2 separate regions of the Homo sapiens genome follow, and region 2 is linked to region 1. A link is a contact called in ENCODE Hi-C or POLR2A ChIA-PET data. All regions are on one chromosome and are shown on one strand. Each heading gives the region's core, a stretch centred on a gene start or an enhancer-like site at or near the end of the contact. The rest is flanking DNA. Distances are from core to core; before and after follow the strand shown. Region 1 has its middle 69 kb from the start of KRAS. Region 2 holds the start of BCAT1-AS1 (BCAT1 antisense RNA 1).

Evidence for each region. Hi-C counts contacts between places; a loop is a spot of excess contacts on that map. ChIA-PET counts read pairs that join two places held with the same protein, here RNA polymerase II (POLR2A). Pooled maps may share reads with other maps.
Region 2: a pooled map shows a loop between it and region 1 (18-fold over the local background). The contact joins the promoter of BCAT1-AS1 here to the enhancer-like site in region 1. A Hi-C loop is called at or near these places in 4 of 37 single-sample maps with no recorded cell type and 11 of 50 pooled maps. POLR2A ChIA-PET finds 5 or more read pairs at or near these places in 1 of 52 experiments (activated T-cell).

The regions. Positions count from the first base shown.
Region 1 is chr12:25,316,348-25,324,177 of GRCh38, reverse strand. No RefSeq gene overlaps it. Among named protein-coding and RNA genes, the nearest start is that of KRAS, 69 kb to the right of the region's middle. Within about 2 kb of position 3,502, at least 2 of the 41 ENCODE cell types and tissues checked have a DNase peak (open chromatin) inside an H3K27ac peak, as active enhancers do.
Region 2 is chr12:24,816,570-24,824,399 of GRCh38, reverse strand. BCAT1-AS1 (BCAT1 antisense RNA 1) reads right to left here and starts at 4,542. Exons shown (of 4, transcript XR_007063245.1): 1 at 4,453-4,542; 2 at 2,461-2,620. BCAT1 (branched chain amino acid transaminase 1) reads left to right here. Exons shown (of 11, transcript NM_005504.7): 11 at 6,351-7,830. The coding sequence ends at 6,392. RefSeq lists enhancers at 1,761-1,810, 2,201-2,400.

The DNA.
Region 1 (7,830 bases), core at 2,253-4,752:
CTAGTAAACAGTAAAACAGTGCATGGCTCTTCCTCAAGGGAAAAAGTTTTGAAGAGGGAAAATGCAAGTGTGTGATTAAACCTCTGCCTTTACTAAACAAACTAAATACATCACTGAGTGCCTCTTCCGTCTTTTCTTTAATCTTGTGCTAGTTACTATGCCCATCCACATATAGAATTATCTGGAGGCCAAAAATATCTGAGCTCCTCAAGATGAAAAGTGTTGTTCTAACCAGTTCTTTCAGCCACATCAAAAATGGGCCACACATGAAAGTTTGATCTCACCATCCCCCTCTCACTTTTTCCCCTTAGCTTTCAGCTAAGACAGCTGCTGGATTCAGCCCTTTTCTGTGTCCCTCAGAGAGCTATGAGAACTGAACCAGAGCAGCTACACACCAGCCATTTCTCCATGACCAGGAAAATCCCTGAGCATGCCCACGACACTAAGCATATCTCTGGAAAATAGATGAGTAGGGAAGCATTTTGCAGTGGGTGGGCTGGAATTCATCCCATTCTGCATGAATTTCAGAGTCTTTCCTTTGAAGTTCAGTCCCTGACCTACAATTTGGAAGAACTGGGAATGTTTCTATTACCGTTATCATCAGTAGTGGTTTTATTGTTACTCACATTATGAAAGATATTTCTTCTTATCTTGAAATAGGGCAAATGAAGTATGAGGAACAATGCTTGAAAGTAAAAATATGCTTCTCATTTTTCTGGGATAATGCTTAGAAAATGTGATGGCCATCTAAGACAAAGCTTACTTAAGTGATTTAACTATCATTTTAAGGAATTCATTTTTTAAAAATCTCATTTATGGTTCATCACTTCAGTATTTTTATGCTGAGTTGCCATATCTTATTTAATTAACTTGCTTATTGTTTTGTGACAATCGTATCCTCTTTTGGTATTCTCACTTTTTACATGAAATAGTAAATATATTTCCTAAGTTCCAGGAAAAAATGAGAACACTTTAAAGAGCTGGAAGTATACTATATCTCACGCTTGATGCCAGTAAAAACAACCCACAAGCCAATAAAGGGAAGACAAAGGAAATGCAGTGTCTGCAATGAGTCATTTAACAATATGGTAGTAAAAGGTAAAAAAGAAAGCCCTGGATTGTTTACACTCTTCTTCTGCCCCTCAAATACCCCATCGAAGCCCTTCAACTTTAGCAGATCATTATTTGCATCTACTTTTTTAAGGAAAGAGAGAGCAGGCAACATGTCCTTTACTGCCTCTACCCTGAATTTCTTCAGATGGCTAAAGAGGAAGAGACTAACCCCCTCTCCAGGGAAAACTCCTCATCTATGCCCTGTTCTCATTCTCTCCAGCCTTCTCCACGGCCTTGCCCTCCATCAGTCATCCTTCTACAAAGTGTCAATCACTCTTGATTCTTCTTGATTTCTCCTTGACCTATTAATGGAAACATGCTGGGTGTTTCCCATCCCCATTTTAATGTCCCCTCTGCTTTTCTACCTTCATTACAAAATGGTCACTTTAAATCTAGGTCTCCCACTCTACAAAAATGGTTCTCCTAAATGTCCCCAGTGGCCTCCCTAAACACAAATTCATTGGACTTTTCTCTATTCTTACCCTCTCTGATCTCGGCAGCATCTGACACTGCTGACACCTACTTCCTGTTGAATTCTCTTCCTTGAAGTCTTAGACTCCCCTCTCTGAACCTTTAACCTCACTGTACCTCACAGATTTTCCTTCACTTCTACTCATTAAATGAAATACTACAAAGAGTCTTTCTTGACCCTCTTTTTATCTTACTCTCTTTGGTGATCTTTTTTGGAAAGCTTATTTACTCAACTTTTTCAACTTTCTGCAAATGACTCCAAAATACGTGTTTCCAGTCCTGACTTCTCTCCTAATTCAGCATCTGAATTTCCAGTTGCCTGCTAAACTGCCATATCTCCAAAACAATTAAAATTTTAAATTTCAAAGCCAAATGAAGCATCTCATCTTTGAAATGTTCTCATCTAAACTAATACATTTTCAGCCTCCAAGAGCATTTGGGAGCACATTCAGCCTCTCCCTTTCTCTCATACCCTACATGAATTTAAACGGTGAAAAAAAAGATGAAACTTTGAAACCAGACTGACTTGGGTTGAATCCCTGTTGTGCCACTTTCCAGAACTGTGACCTCAGGTTAATTGCGTGATCTCCCTGAGTTTCTTCATCTGAATTAATCAGGTACCCATATTTACTCAGCCCAGGTATTGCACCAGTTAAATGAAACAATGTTCACAAAGCACCTTCTATGTGCCTGACGTATCACAGCCAGGCAAATAATTTTTATACATTTTTAGTTTTGCTTACAAATAGTCTCTTTTATTGTAACATTTTCTCTTTTGATATTACTGACATTGTCACCACCTTAGTTTTGCGTCTCATTACCACTTGCCTGATGATTGCAACTTTTCTAAAAATATTTTCTTGCTTATCTCCCAGCCTCCTGTCCATCCTCGTTACTACTGCTAGAACTCCTTCTAGAGCACTATTATCTTGCAATGCTACATGGCTTACAGAATAGATGACAAGCTCCCCATCTTAGTATTTAAGTTTCTCCACAACCTGTTCCTTGTCAACCTTTTAAAATCACGGCTGCATATGCAGTCCCCTGAGCCCAGTGCTTTAGCCAGACTGGACCCTTAATTCGACATTCTTTACTTTCCTAGCTCCTTACTTTTGATCACTCATGCTCTTTGCCAACTGGTGGTGTCTGGTTAGGCCATGTGGCCATGGGGCCAATTGTCTGCATTTATTAAAATGGTACCAAGAGGAAACCACAGGAAATAGCCTTTACTTGACATAAAAACTATGTGCCAGAAACATTTCTAAGTGCTTTGGAGATATTAACTCATTTAATCCTTATAACAACCTTATGAGTTAAGCACTATTAGGATCGTAATTCAGAAGATTAAGAAACTGAAGCATACACAAAAAGTTATGCCAGGTTTCCAAAATCATTATAAATAGCACAGCCAAGCTTCAAATACATATAGCGCAGATAGTTGAAATCGTCAAGAGTCTGTGCTTCACTTATCACTATGCTGACTTTCCTAAAAGTTTGTCCGGAGCAGCACCAACGTAAGTAGTTTTAACTGAGGTTGCCAGTCTCCGTGAAGCTAGACACCAACGATTAGGACCAAAAAGGTCAGGAATGAGATGCATTGATGTGTGAGGAAGTTCAAGGTTGACAGTTGCAAGATGAGCAGATGGGAATTTCCTGAGCCCAAGTTCAGGGGCTCATGACACCTTTAAACACAGTACCCATGACCTCTGTGATGGCCAAGTTGGGAGAGCTAAGGGATCTGACACAAGCAAGTCTGTCTGGTTAACAGTCATCTGTCTCACCCTGTCCCCATGAGGTGAGAGCTTCCTGGGAGGAGGAATTATGCATTCCTAACCTTTGTGGCCTCCTAGTATCTGACATAGCACTCTTATTTAGTCAATACACATCAGGTGCCTATGTGTGTTAGGAACGGTATGGGGTTTGGGACATTTCATGGTTTCTTCCCCCAGAGTTGCTACGGTACTTTTTCTCTGATTTGATCTGTAAATTGTATTTGTACAAGACATGTGATTGCCAAGAGCTTTCTCCACAGTCTTTGCAGAAGCAATATAAATCACCTTAAAACCACAGGGCTTTCTGGAAATGAATTAGGGCTGAGACTTAAAGAACCGACTCTGGGGAATTTTAATTAGAACTGCAAATTCATCACACAGATTCTTTGCCATTTGGTGAATCAAACCTATCCCAATAAAACTGCTGTGCTTGGCTCAATTACAAGTGCTATGCCGTCTCCTCTGTATTCCTTCTGGTATCCTGCATAGTGTCTAAATATAGTAGGTTTGCTATACATGCTAGATGAATGCATGTCTGATGATAAGAAATGCTAGTGAAACTTTCACATCTGAGCACTTCTCGTTTTTGTCTCTGAAGTTTAAAGTTGTTTTCCTCAGGGGGAAAGTTGGCTGGTACAATGGAGAAGTGTCTGGGCTATTGATCACAAGTCTCTAACTCTAGAATTTAGCAAACAACAAAAAAAGTTTGAGATAAATGTCTCTATTTTAAAAGCTTACACAAAGTAAAGTTCATTCTGTACACTATTGACCACCAACCTAGACATTCAATGTTTTCTTCCACTTGGGATAAAAAAAGAGGTTTTCACTGCATTTTCTCCTAAATCATATAATTATAGGGGTTTTGAAATTACTGGACCTAGTCTTTGCCCTTCAGGCAGAAAGTATGTTTAAAATTTTCCCTAAGTAAAAATCATTACAGTTGTGTCTTGAATTTTGTATGTAGCATTAGTTCATAAAGACATAGAGGGAATAGGTACTGGCTTGCTTTATTTGCAGTGTCATGAAGAAGTCAGATGTAGCTAAACCTTTTCTTTTGTGTAGTCCTTGAAGTGGTATAAAAAAGGAATTGATGTGGTTTCATCAGTCCTAAACCAGAATCTGTCCCCAACACTGACCTACTAAGAAAATAAGAAATAAGTCAGCTTGGTTGCTTCTTGTCCATTTATAACCTGAACACTTTTTTAACGGTTAGGGACAACTTTTGATGAAGTAAAGACAAATTTCAGTATCAGCAGAGACTATATTAACACATGCTTTATAGTAATTAAAATAAATTAATGGCAATGATACAATAAAACTCCACTGTTCTTTAAAAAAAAAATTTCCCTGAGCAGATTAGTTTGTCTTGTTTTTAAGATACGTTTAGAGATTGCACAACCACCACCAATAGCCAGTTTAGTGTTTAATAGCCCAAGTCTTCTTTCTTTCTTTCTTTCTTTTTTTTTTGAGATGGAATTTCGCTCTTGTTGCCCAAGCTGGAGTGCGATGGCGTGATCTCGGCTCACTGCAACCTCTGCCTCCTGGGTTCAAGTGATTCTCCTGCCTCAGTCTCCCGAGTACCTGGGATTACTGGCGAGCGCCACCGCGCCCAGCTAATTTTTTTGTATTCTTAGTAGAAATGGGTTTCACCATGTTAGCCAGGCTGATCTCAAACTTCTGACCTCAGGTGATCTGCCCACCTCTACCTCCCAAAGTGCTGGGATTACGGGCATGAGCCACCGCACCTGGCCTCAAGTCTTATTTCTAACCGAAACTTTCCAACCTTTCTTTCTTGTCTCTTCAGTGGAGCTGGAGAACAACTAGGTAACTTTGTGTAATTACTTTATGAAGTCATTTCTTTTTCTCAAGAAAAGACATTTAAAAATTTAGAAAGTATAGTTAGTGAATTATAAACCCCTGCATTACAGTGCCTTCCTGTACATAAAAATGCTTATATTAATATAGAGACAAATAACATGGATATATGTTGTAACTAAACAAATATTTGAGATTGAGTCTTGGTTCTAACTCTTACTAGCTGTATGGTTTTAAAGGAATGTAATATCATCTTTATGAAATTCTGTTTCTTTATGTAATATAATCTTTATGAAATTCTGTTTCTTTATCTAAATTAATGTGCAAAATGAAATCACAATAACTTAACAGAGAGGTTTTCTTATACCATGAAACAATGTTGATTTGGGGATGGGAGCATGCCAGCTTAGCAATAATCCAATACTACTCAATTATCACAGCAGAATAGGAAATTAGACTCGTATGCCTACTTTGTTCATGAGGCTGTAAATTCTTCAGGACAGGGATTCTGCCTTATTAATCTTCATAGCCTCTATTACCTGTGCAATGTACAACATAGGTATTTAGCAAATATGTATGGGATTTAAAAATTGTCTGATTGAAATATTCGTAATACTTTAAATATTAGCTGGGCTGTGCAAAGTGTCTCATACCTATAATCTCAGCACTTTGGGAGGCCAAGGCGGGAGGATCACTTGAGCCCAGGAGTTTGAGGTCAGTCTTGGCAACATAATGAGACAACGTCTCTACAAAAAACTGAAAAATAAAAAATTATCTGGGTGTGGTAGCACGTGCCTGTAGTCCTAGCAACTCAGGAGGCTGAGGTGGGATGATTGCTTGAGCCTGGGAGGTTGAAGCTGCAGTAAGCTGTAATCATACCGCTGCACTCCAGCCTGGGCCAACTAAATAAATAAATGTATGTTAGCTGGTTACCTGAAGGGAGACTTGATATACCAAAATAATTCCTTCTCATCTTCAAGGTGTAGAAAGACATTTTCCTTCTTGTACTTCATATATATCAGCATGAAGATTTTAAATTTATCAACAAACTAAACCCAAATTGAGTAATATAACATGTTCTAAATCCTGGAAACGCTTCTTTGCCCTGAAACTATATGTTCATTCTAAAAGGAGAAAAAAAATAGATCATATAGAGCAACAAGATTAAATATTAGACAAAGAAGGAAGTAAGACATTTGAAAACTGACATGACTGAAGGAAGCAACGCACATTTAAATGGCAAATATTTTACTCCAGGGACTTGGCTAAAGCATTTGAAAATCTAGGGGCCAATTATGTGAACTCTGAAGACTGTCGGGAGGGTAGTTACGACTATGTGGGTGCTGGAAAAGAATATGTCTTTTCTTTGCACAGGCTTCCAGAACTAGTTCTCATGAATGCCTAAAATATTTGTTGTGGTGTTTTATAAAGTCATGTCAGGAGCTTTTTTTTTTCCCCCCTTGCTTTTAGAGAAACTATTGTCCTCTTGAGCTTCTTTTCATAGTGTATATTTTTGGATATTTGTAGCAACTTCATAAATTCTTTTAACTTTTTAGCTTAGCCATGTGATATAAAACTTTTCCATTTAAAATGCAAGTTTACCAAAAGAGAAGGTGTTAATAAGAAAATTTCAGTTTTTCCTCTTTCTTCTGGTTGACCTTGTCAAACAAAAGAACTACTTGAGTTTACCTTCCAAGGTCTTGATTAGGGAATGAATAGACTTTAGACACACACACACATACACACACACACACACACGCACACCCTCTCGCACTCTTTAAACACACAGATATATAGAAAAAGAATTTTTTTTTTTTTTGAGATGGAGTCTCACTCTGTTGCCCAGGCTGGAGTGCAGTAGCGCAATCTCAGCTCACTGTAAGCTCCGCCTCCCGGGTTCACGCCATTCTTCTGCCTCAGCCTACCCAGTAGCTGGGACTACAGGCGCCCGCCACCACGCCAGGCTAATTTTTTTTGTATTTTTAGTAGAGATAGGGTTTCACCATGTTAGCCAGGATGGTCTCGATCTCCTCACCTCGTGATCCGCCCACCTTGGCCTCCCAAAGTGCTGGGATTACAGGCATGAGCCACTACACCCAAGCCATAAAAAATATTTTCCAAAAGGGCTTTTTCTTCTAAAACTCCCTGGGATTGGGTATCTTGCGCCTTTGTTCCAGATGGGCTAATGATCAAAGAACCTGAGGCGATACCAGAACCCACCAACTAGACAATGCTTTTAGGGTGAGCACAATCTATTCGTGACACTTGGGCTACACAAGGCCATTCAGACTCAGCTGCAGGAATTTCTGTCCAATCGTAGAGATTCTTTGTTACTCATCATGAATGCCATCTATCACTCCTCACGGTATAGCACTCCAGGCAGGAAAGCCTCTTGCCATCTCGGGTGCAGAGAATACTGACACAAAGTATGTGAACTACAGATTCAGATGACAGGTATTTTGCAGAGGAAAATACATTATGAGAGATACTTTTCACAGCAAGGGGGATCCTTTGATTGGGGCTTGTCCTCTGGAACCTTCAAACCCTTTTGCAAGTTCTAGATGCCATTTGTATACTTAGCGCAAACCAGGGAGATACAGCCAGAGTTAAATCTGTGAGTGGAAATTAACTTGGAATCACTTTTTGTTTGTTTGTTTCA
Region 2 (7,830 bases), core at 3,293-5,792, 500 kb after region 1:
TTGAGGCCAGGAATGTGAGACTGCAGTGGGCTATGATTGTGCCACAGCACTCCACTCCAGCCTTCACTGTAGAAAGAGACCCTGTCTCGAAAGGAAGGAGGGAGGGAGGGAGGGAGGGAGGGAGGGAGGGAATGAAGGAAGGAAGGAAGGAAGGAAGGAAGGAAGGAAATGTAAACTCATTTGATTTGGCTGTAAAGGATTAATAGAAAAGGAAAACGTAGTCACTAGGCTGAGAAAAATTGAACTCTATTGAATTGGTATAAAGATCTAAGTGGAGGTGTTTGGCAGACATGATCATGAAGCTTTCACTGAGGAAGGAAACTCTAGGAGGCAAAAGCAGAAATGCAACTCATCAAAATTGAAATGGTGACAAAATATGTGCATTCAAACCTGAAAGTGACTGAAAGAGAAGCCCAAACACACAATTTTGGGGTAAGATGGGAAACCATTACCAAAGTTCTCAGAAAGAGCATTTTTAAAAGTAAGATTATAGAAGCCAAAAGGATATGTAGTAGTCTGTTCTCACACTGCTGTAACGAACTACCTGAGACTGGGTAGTTTGTAAAGAAAAGAGGTTTTATTGACGCTCAGTTCTGCAGGCCATACAGGAGACATGGCTGGGGAGGCCTCAGGAAACTTACAGTCATGGCGGAAGGCAAAGGGGAAGCCAGTACATATTACATGGTGGGAACAGGAGGAGGAGAGGGAGGGTGGGAGGTGCCACTCACTTTTTAAAACAAACAGATCTCCTTAGAACTCACTCACTATCATGAGAACAGCAAGGGGGAGGTTTGCTCCCATGATGCAATTACCTGACACCAGGCCCTTCCTCCAACATGGGGGATTACAATTCCACATGAGATTTGGGTGGGGACACAAATTCAAACCATATCAGAATGTTAGTGACTAAAGTAAATGTTCTTGTTTAACTCTTTAATGTGTATATTGAGTGCAAGCCATATGCAGGGGCTATTCTAGGTACTGGTGGTTTACTCAAGAAAAAGGGGGCAAAAAAATGAAGAAGGTGGCCAGGCATGGTGGCTTACGCCTGTAATCCCAACACTTTGGGAGACTGAGACGTGAGAATTGCTTGAGCCCAGGAGTTTGAGATCAGCCTGGTAACATGGCAAATCCCTGTCTCTACAAAAAAATGCAAACAAACAAACAAACAAACAAACAAATTAATCGGGCATGGTGTCACATGTCTGTAGTCCCAGCTACAGGTTGAGGTGGGAAGATGCCTTAAGCCTAGGGAGGTTGAGGCTGCAGTCAGCCATGATAGCACCACTGCACTCCAGCCTGGGCAACAGAGTGAGACCCCATCTGAAAAAAAAAGAAGTCAAAACAAATGAAAAAAAAAAAAAAGTCAAAACAAATATTCAGTGTAAATGTGAGACCATGTAAAAAAGTTTAAAAGTAAAATATATAGTTTAAGCAGAGGATGGGAGACGGGGAAAAAACCTTTTCTCCCTAACTTTATATACTCCCTCTATAAATTAGTGCTTATGGCCAATAAGAAATGAATAATTTCTTTTTTCACCGTTGGTAGTAAAGTATAATGGTAGTTAACACAAAAAACTAAATGATATATTCAGAACCTCATACTAAACAAAGAAACAAAGGCATGCAATCACAGGACAGGTGGAAACAGTGGTTCTGAACTAACCACAAACCAGAACTACCAAATGTGCTACAAATTGTTTAGTAACAAAGGACCATCCCTTCAGAATTGAAGAGCACGTCTCAGTTATCTCATGCCTATGTGCATGGAACTTAAAGTCTCAAAATTACTCTTACAAGATGGCAAATTGAGGCTGTCAGCTAAGCTCCTAGATTGTCTGTTTCTCCAAGAAAAATAAATTTCAGTAATTATTAAGGAAAAAGCATAGAATTGCATCATGTTTTACATTTCATTACTTTTGGCATGACATGGGAGCATGGATGTTTTCTACAAAGTGCTCTGATAAATTGAAGAAGAGGCCAACAACAGCCACCGAAAAAACCTTCAAGATTCTTGCCAGTATGGCTCAGGGGAAAAATTCCCTCATAACCACAGATTTGACTTTTCAACTTCTGTACTTCTGCATATGAGTAATAATCTCTGAGGTTAAGTATTCATCCCATTTAGCTAATTGTCCACATAACTCCCTGGGTCTTAGATTGCTCTATAAATACCTCCTAAGAGAAGAATTTTTCAAATGACAGTTTCGTTTTTCCTTTTTCTTCTTTTAAAGCAACAAAGAAAAGCACGTCTGTGTTTATATTTAACCAAACTTAAACTTGGAGAGCATTGGCCGTGTTGTCGACGTGTTTCTTTTCTCTACTGTTAAATTCCTTACTGTTCCAGTTACTCACCATCATACTCACCTTTGCCTCTGCCACTTGGGGTCCTCTGTTCTGCAGTTGTGTTCTGCTCTCTGATGCCTCCAGGTTTTGCTGCACCTTCTAGAAATTGCTCACCTGGATAAGGCCTTGGCTGTCCTTTATGACTCATCTCGTTCAGAAGCCTTTTGAATCTCTCTTGAAGAATATTCCCTTTGCTCAGTCCAAATACACATTCACTCACTTGAATGCTGCTTCTTCCTCCAGTTTCACAGTGCTGGGGATGATCCCGTAAGGCCTTTAAATTACATTATAATTAGTCATGCACTTCTCTCTGCTCTGGGGCTGTTTGAATCGTTCACTCTCTTTATACCTCCAGTGTTCAGCACAGAGCCTAGGGTATAATGCGTATGCAGTAATGTTTCTTGAAGGAGTGAATGGGCAAGTGAAACACCAAACAAATACTAAAGAGCAAAACATGTATTGCTCTTGTATATTAACACATTCCGAGAAGAGATGGGAGGAAGGTCTTGAATAATATCAAATTATTTCTTAAGAGATCTTGATTTAGATTTTTTTCAAAATGAGATACATGTTGACACTGCTGTCAACAAATAATCACATAAAAGCTAGAGCCTGGCTTTTAAGTATCAGGGGGAGCATGTGTGAATAATCAGCATTGCTGCTGTTGAAGCTCCATAAAGTGGGAAGCAGCGACTGCAAAGATCCAGAGATGGACATCTGAAGCATAGGAAAGGGGCAGCTTGAATGAGATAGGAGCAGGATCTGTATTGATTGCAGGTCACCAGATAGAATTAAAAAAATCTATGTTCTCACTAGTGGCTACAGTTTTCAAGGACAAATGACTATTAGTGGTTATTGTATTTTTCTTGTTTTCAATGGAGCAGCTCCATGACTTAGTTACATAAGAAGTTAAAGGCTCCACCCCCTTCCCTACCAATGTCTTAAGCTGTCCTCCGTGTGCATACAAACTTTGTTTCCAGACTGCCCTCGTGTGACTCAGTCCCTGGACCAGCTTCCCAGCCCCTTCTGTTTCCAGCACATCCTCCTCCACGTGTTACAGGATTACAAAGCTTTGCACAGCCTTTCAATAGGGTTTAGAGCAAGAATGACAGATTGCTACCTGGTAGGCAGCACTGACTATAGTTTTATTGGCGTTGCGTAGAGTGACTGCATGACATGCAGGTTGTGCTTTTGTTTTGCCAGGAATTTAAAGGCATTTAGCAAAGCCGTATGAAATTATCTGCCTTATGTACCTCGAATGTGAGGTAATGAACTTGTCATTAGTCGTGTTTTAGTTTAGTGTTCTCGCTGGAATTTGCAAAAGATTAAAATTCTGCACATTTCATTAAGTCTTCCACATGGGCTCAAAATACCATCCCGCAGGCTCGACCTGACTTGCCACGTTGCTTTGACACCATCTCTGATTCCAGTGAACAAAACTAAGTAAGTGTGACTTACAGCCGCCCTACCAAACATTGAAGGTGTGAGCCTGCACTGTTGTTTTGTAATGACAATGACAAGAGTATAATGACAAGAGTATAATGACATCCTAGTCCATGAAGACATGTTTTCTCTTTTCCCTCCCTCTATGTATACTTACTTACTCTTAAGGAAATAATATAATTTCTATTTCTGCTTAAATCTGCCATCTCTACTTAGAATTATTTTCCCTTGAAAAATTAAATTGCATTATCCATCAGCCAAATGGAAAATCTGATTACTAAATGCCTACTTCTAGACATTATGAATTACCTGTAATATCACATTTCTTGGGCACTTCTCAGAATGCTATGATTTTACATAAAAGCATAAATTACAGAATGAGAAGAGTAAAGCTTAGTGCATATTATGCAGGTTCGCAGAGTGATATGTGGCCTACGACTGTCATTGTAATCAAAATTGATTTTTGATCATTTATAAAACTAAAACAACTAATTGAAAGCAAATTTACTTTAACTGATGAAATTCAAGATGAAGTGACAGTAGTCATGAATCACAGTTCTGTAGATCTGCTAAAATGCCAATGAACTGTTATTAATGGTGAAAGTGTTTAATATATTAATGGGAATCCAAGTAAGGAAAATAAAACACATATTTTGCCCTTACCTTAAGTCATGTTGACATCATACATAAATCAGGTAGAATTTGAAGATGTTTCATCCAGCATTCATCATGAAGCAACAGAGTCAATAGCGGGCAGTTACAGTCTGTAGGCAATGCTTTCTGGTGTGGATTATGCAAGAAACTTACAGTCATTTGGCTTCCTTTATTCCCCTTTGCATGTAAACTACCAGGTGGTAGGTAGACCCATTCTTGGCTGCCAGTATTTTTACCACTTGGATAGATTCTGCTCTCTGAGGTCTTTAAGACAAACACAGCACATGTACATTGTGATATAGGAGAAAGAACATCAGACAGAGGCAGAGAACTGGGCTTGTCAAAATTAAGGGTGACCTAGAGCCTTAGTGTCCTTATATGTAAGATGAGAAGCTTGGATTAAAATTCATTGCTCCTTACACTTGATTTTTATGCAGCAGAACTTTCTTCAAAAGAGATCACTCCTGGAATCCCAATATACAAAATGGATAAAAGTAGGATTGTTCTGAAGTAAAGAAGTAAAATCCAGAGCCCCACTTATTTGAGTCATCTCCTACCTTTTAGATGGTTATTAACATTGTTTCTAGTTCAGAAATTCTGATGTTTTATATTAATTTAAACTAAAGTTAAATTAGGACTAGAAGAGCCATTTCGTGTGAAAATAGACATAGTCTGAGTGATTTAGGCAAACCCATAGTGACAGATTTAGTGGCCTGATACACTGGCTTGGAAAGATCTGTTCCAAGTCAGTCTCAATACACAAGGCTCGGTGAACACATGGCGAGCAGTCTTGGTGGTGGTCAAGAACATGGAATTTGCTGTGAGAGAGAGCTTGGTTAGGGTCTGGGCTCTTCCATCTGTTAACTGCAAACTTGAGCAAGTTATTCAATCTCCCTAATATTCAGTTTTCTCATTCATAAAATGGATTGATAATGGTACCTTCTATGTACAGTTACTGTGGGTATTAAATGAGGTAATAAGCCTGTAAAACTCCTGGCATGATGACATTGGCCTACATTAATTGCTCACAGAGTGAGAACTTATTATAAACACAGGCATTTTTGTTGAATGACTGACTGATTGAATGAATGAATATAGAACTAGCTTTCTATTTGTGATGTATGGAATATCTCTATTTCATTTAATTTCATTTTGAATATTAAAATTCAGGCTTGCTTTTAAACCAAAGTATTTGCTGATGCAAAGAATGAAATTCTGACTATGATACAGTTACATAACTTTTGAAGAAATAAGAAAAATGCTAACACAGCATGAACAACTTTGATTTAGAGAACAGAGTCTCTGTTAAAATCCATGGGACTTGTCAACTTCATATTTTTGTTTATGAGCATAAAACACTCTTTAGTGCATGTCGGAATCATTTGATGCTTGCTGAATCACAGGTTGCTGGAACCCATCCCCAGATTCTGATTCAGTCTGAGATGAGGTCTGGGAATTTGCATTTTTAACTTGTTGTCTGGTGATGCTGATGCTAGTGGTCTGAGAATACACTTTGAGGATCACTTTTTCACAGTAAAAGTCACAGTCATTAAGCAAGTTAACTCAATGAGAAATGATAATGAAAAGGCATGTACCTAAATAGATAAAGGACCTATACCAGCTATGAATTTGAGTTCAGCAATAATTGTAAAATTTGTAATTCTTTTCAGGTATTTGGTTTTTAAAAAACTCCCTATGTATGCTTTTATCTTATGTTTTATATGGTGTCCCTCTTTTCCTCTCTTTCTCTCTAATCCAGTTTTTAATGTGAACATGTTTAATGTGAAAATGTTGTTCAAAGCAGAAGCGAACCTTTTGTGTAACCTTGGCGGTATTAAGTTTGTTTGTAAGCTATTTCTGCCCTGTTAGCTTCTGTACTGAAACACGTTTTCTTGCTTTTGTTGCAGTATGGAAGAGAAGAGAGCGACTGGACAATTGTGCTATCCTGAATGGAAAATAGAGGATACAATGGAAAATAGAGGATACCAACTGTATGCTACTGGGACAGACTGTTGCATTTGAATTGTGATAGATTTCTTTGGCTACCTGTGCATAATGTAGTTTGTAGTATCAATGTGTTACAAGAGTGATTGTTTCTTCATGCCAGAGAAAATGAATTGCAATCATCAAATGGTGTTTCATAACTTGGTAGTAGTAACTTACCTTACCTTACCTAGAAAAACATTAATGTAAGCCATATAACATGGGATTTTCCTCAATGATTTTAGTGCCTCCTTTTGTACTTCACTCAGATACTAAATAGTAGTTTATTCTTTAATATAAGTTACATTCTGCTCCTCAAACAAATGCAATTTTTTGTGTGTGTTTGAAAGCTAATTTGAGAAAATTTCATAGGTTACATTTCCTGCAGCCTATCTTTATCCACAGAAAGTGTTTTCTTTTTTTTAAATCAAGACTTTTAAAACTGGATTTCCTCCCATCACTGTTTTTTGAAGGTCCTCCAAGTCCGTGTTAAGGTAAATATCTGTTTTCTTCCTGATGTCACAGCCTGAGCATACTCTGTGCATTAGGAAGACCTGAGTGCATTTCCCACCATTGTCCTTTCCACATTATGTTGTAGCTGGCTGGCTGTCAGGCGACTACAAGACTGAGGGTCTTGTGCCTTATAGATCTTTGTATCCCCCATGGCTGACATATAGTAGGTACTCAGTAAATGGTTTTATAATGAATCAGTGAACATTTTGCTTCTATAGAAGTGTACCTTCTTTGTTTCTATATTATGAAACCTCTTTATTAGAATTTGTGATTGATTCTGACAGTGTATAGATTTACCTTATATTGTCTTTATTTTCCATGAGCTACTAAGTCATTAGAGATACTCTGAAGCATAGTTAGTTTAGGAAATCACTTCATATTGATTGTATTAGAATTATCTTGGAATTGAAGATATATCCCTAGAGCAGGGGACCCCAACCCCCAGGCCATGGGCCACACAGCAGGAAGAGGTGAGTGGTGGGCCATTGAGGAGCTTCATCTGTATTTATGGCTACTTCCCATCACTCGAATTACCACCTGAACTCCACCTCTTGTCAGCTCAGTGGCAGCATTAGATTCTCATAGGAGCACAAATCCTATTGTGAACTCTGCATGCAAGGGATCTAGGCTATGCGCTCCTTATGAGAATCTAATGCTTGATGACCTGAGGTGTAACAGTTTCATCCTGAAACCACCCTTCACCCTGCAGTCTGTGGAAAAATTGTCTTCCACAAAACTGGTCCCTGGTGCCAAAAATGTTGGGGACCACTGCTCTAGAGAGAGGTCATGATATCATACCAACCAAATGGAAATGACAAATGTTTTATGTCAAGTGTTAATTGCAGAAATAAATCTTTTTTTTTTTTTTTTGGTAGAAAACAAAGAGGCATA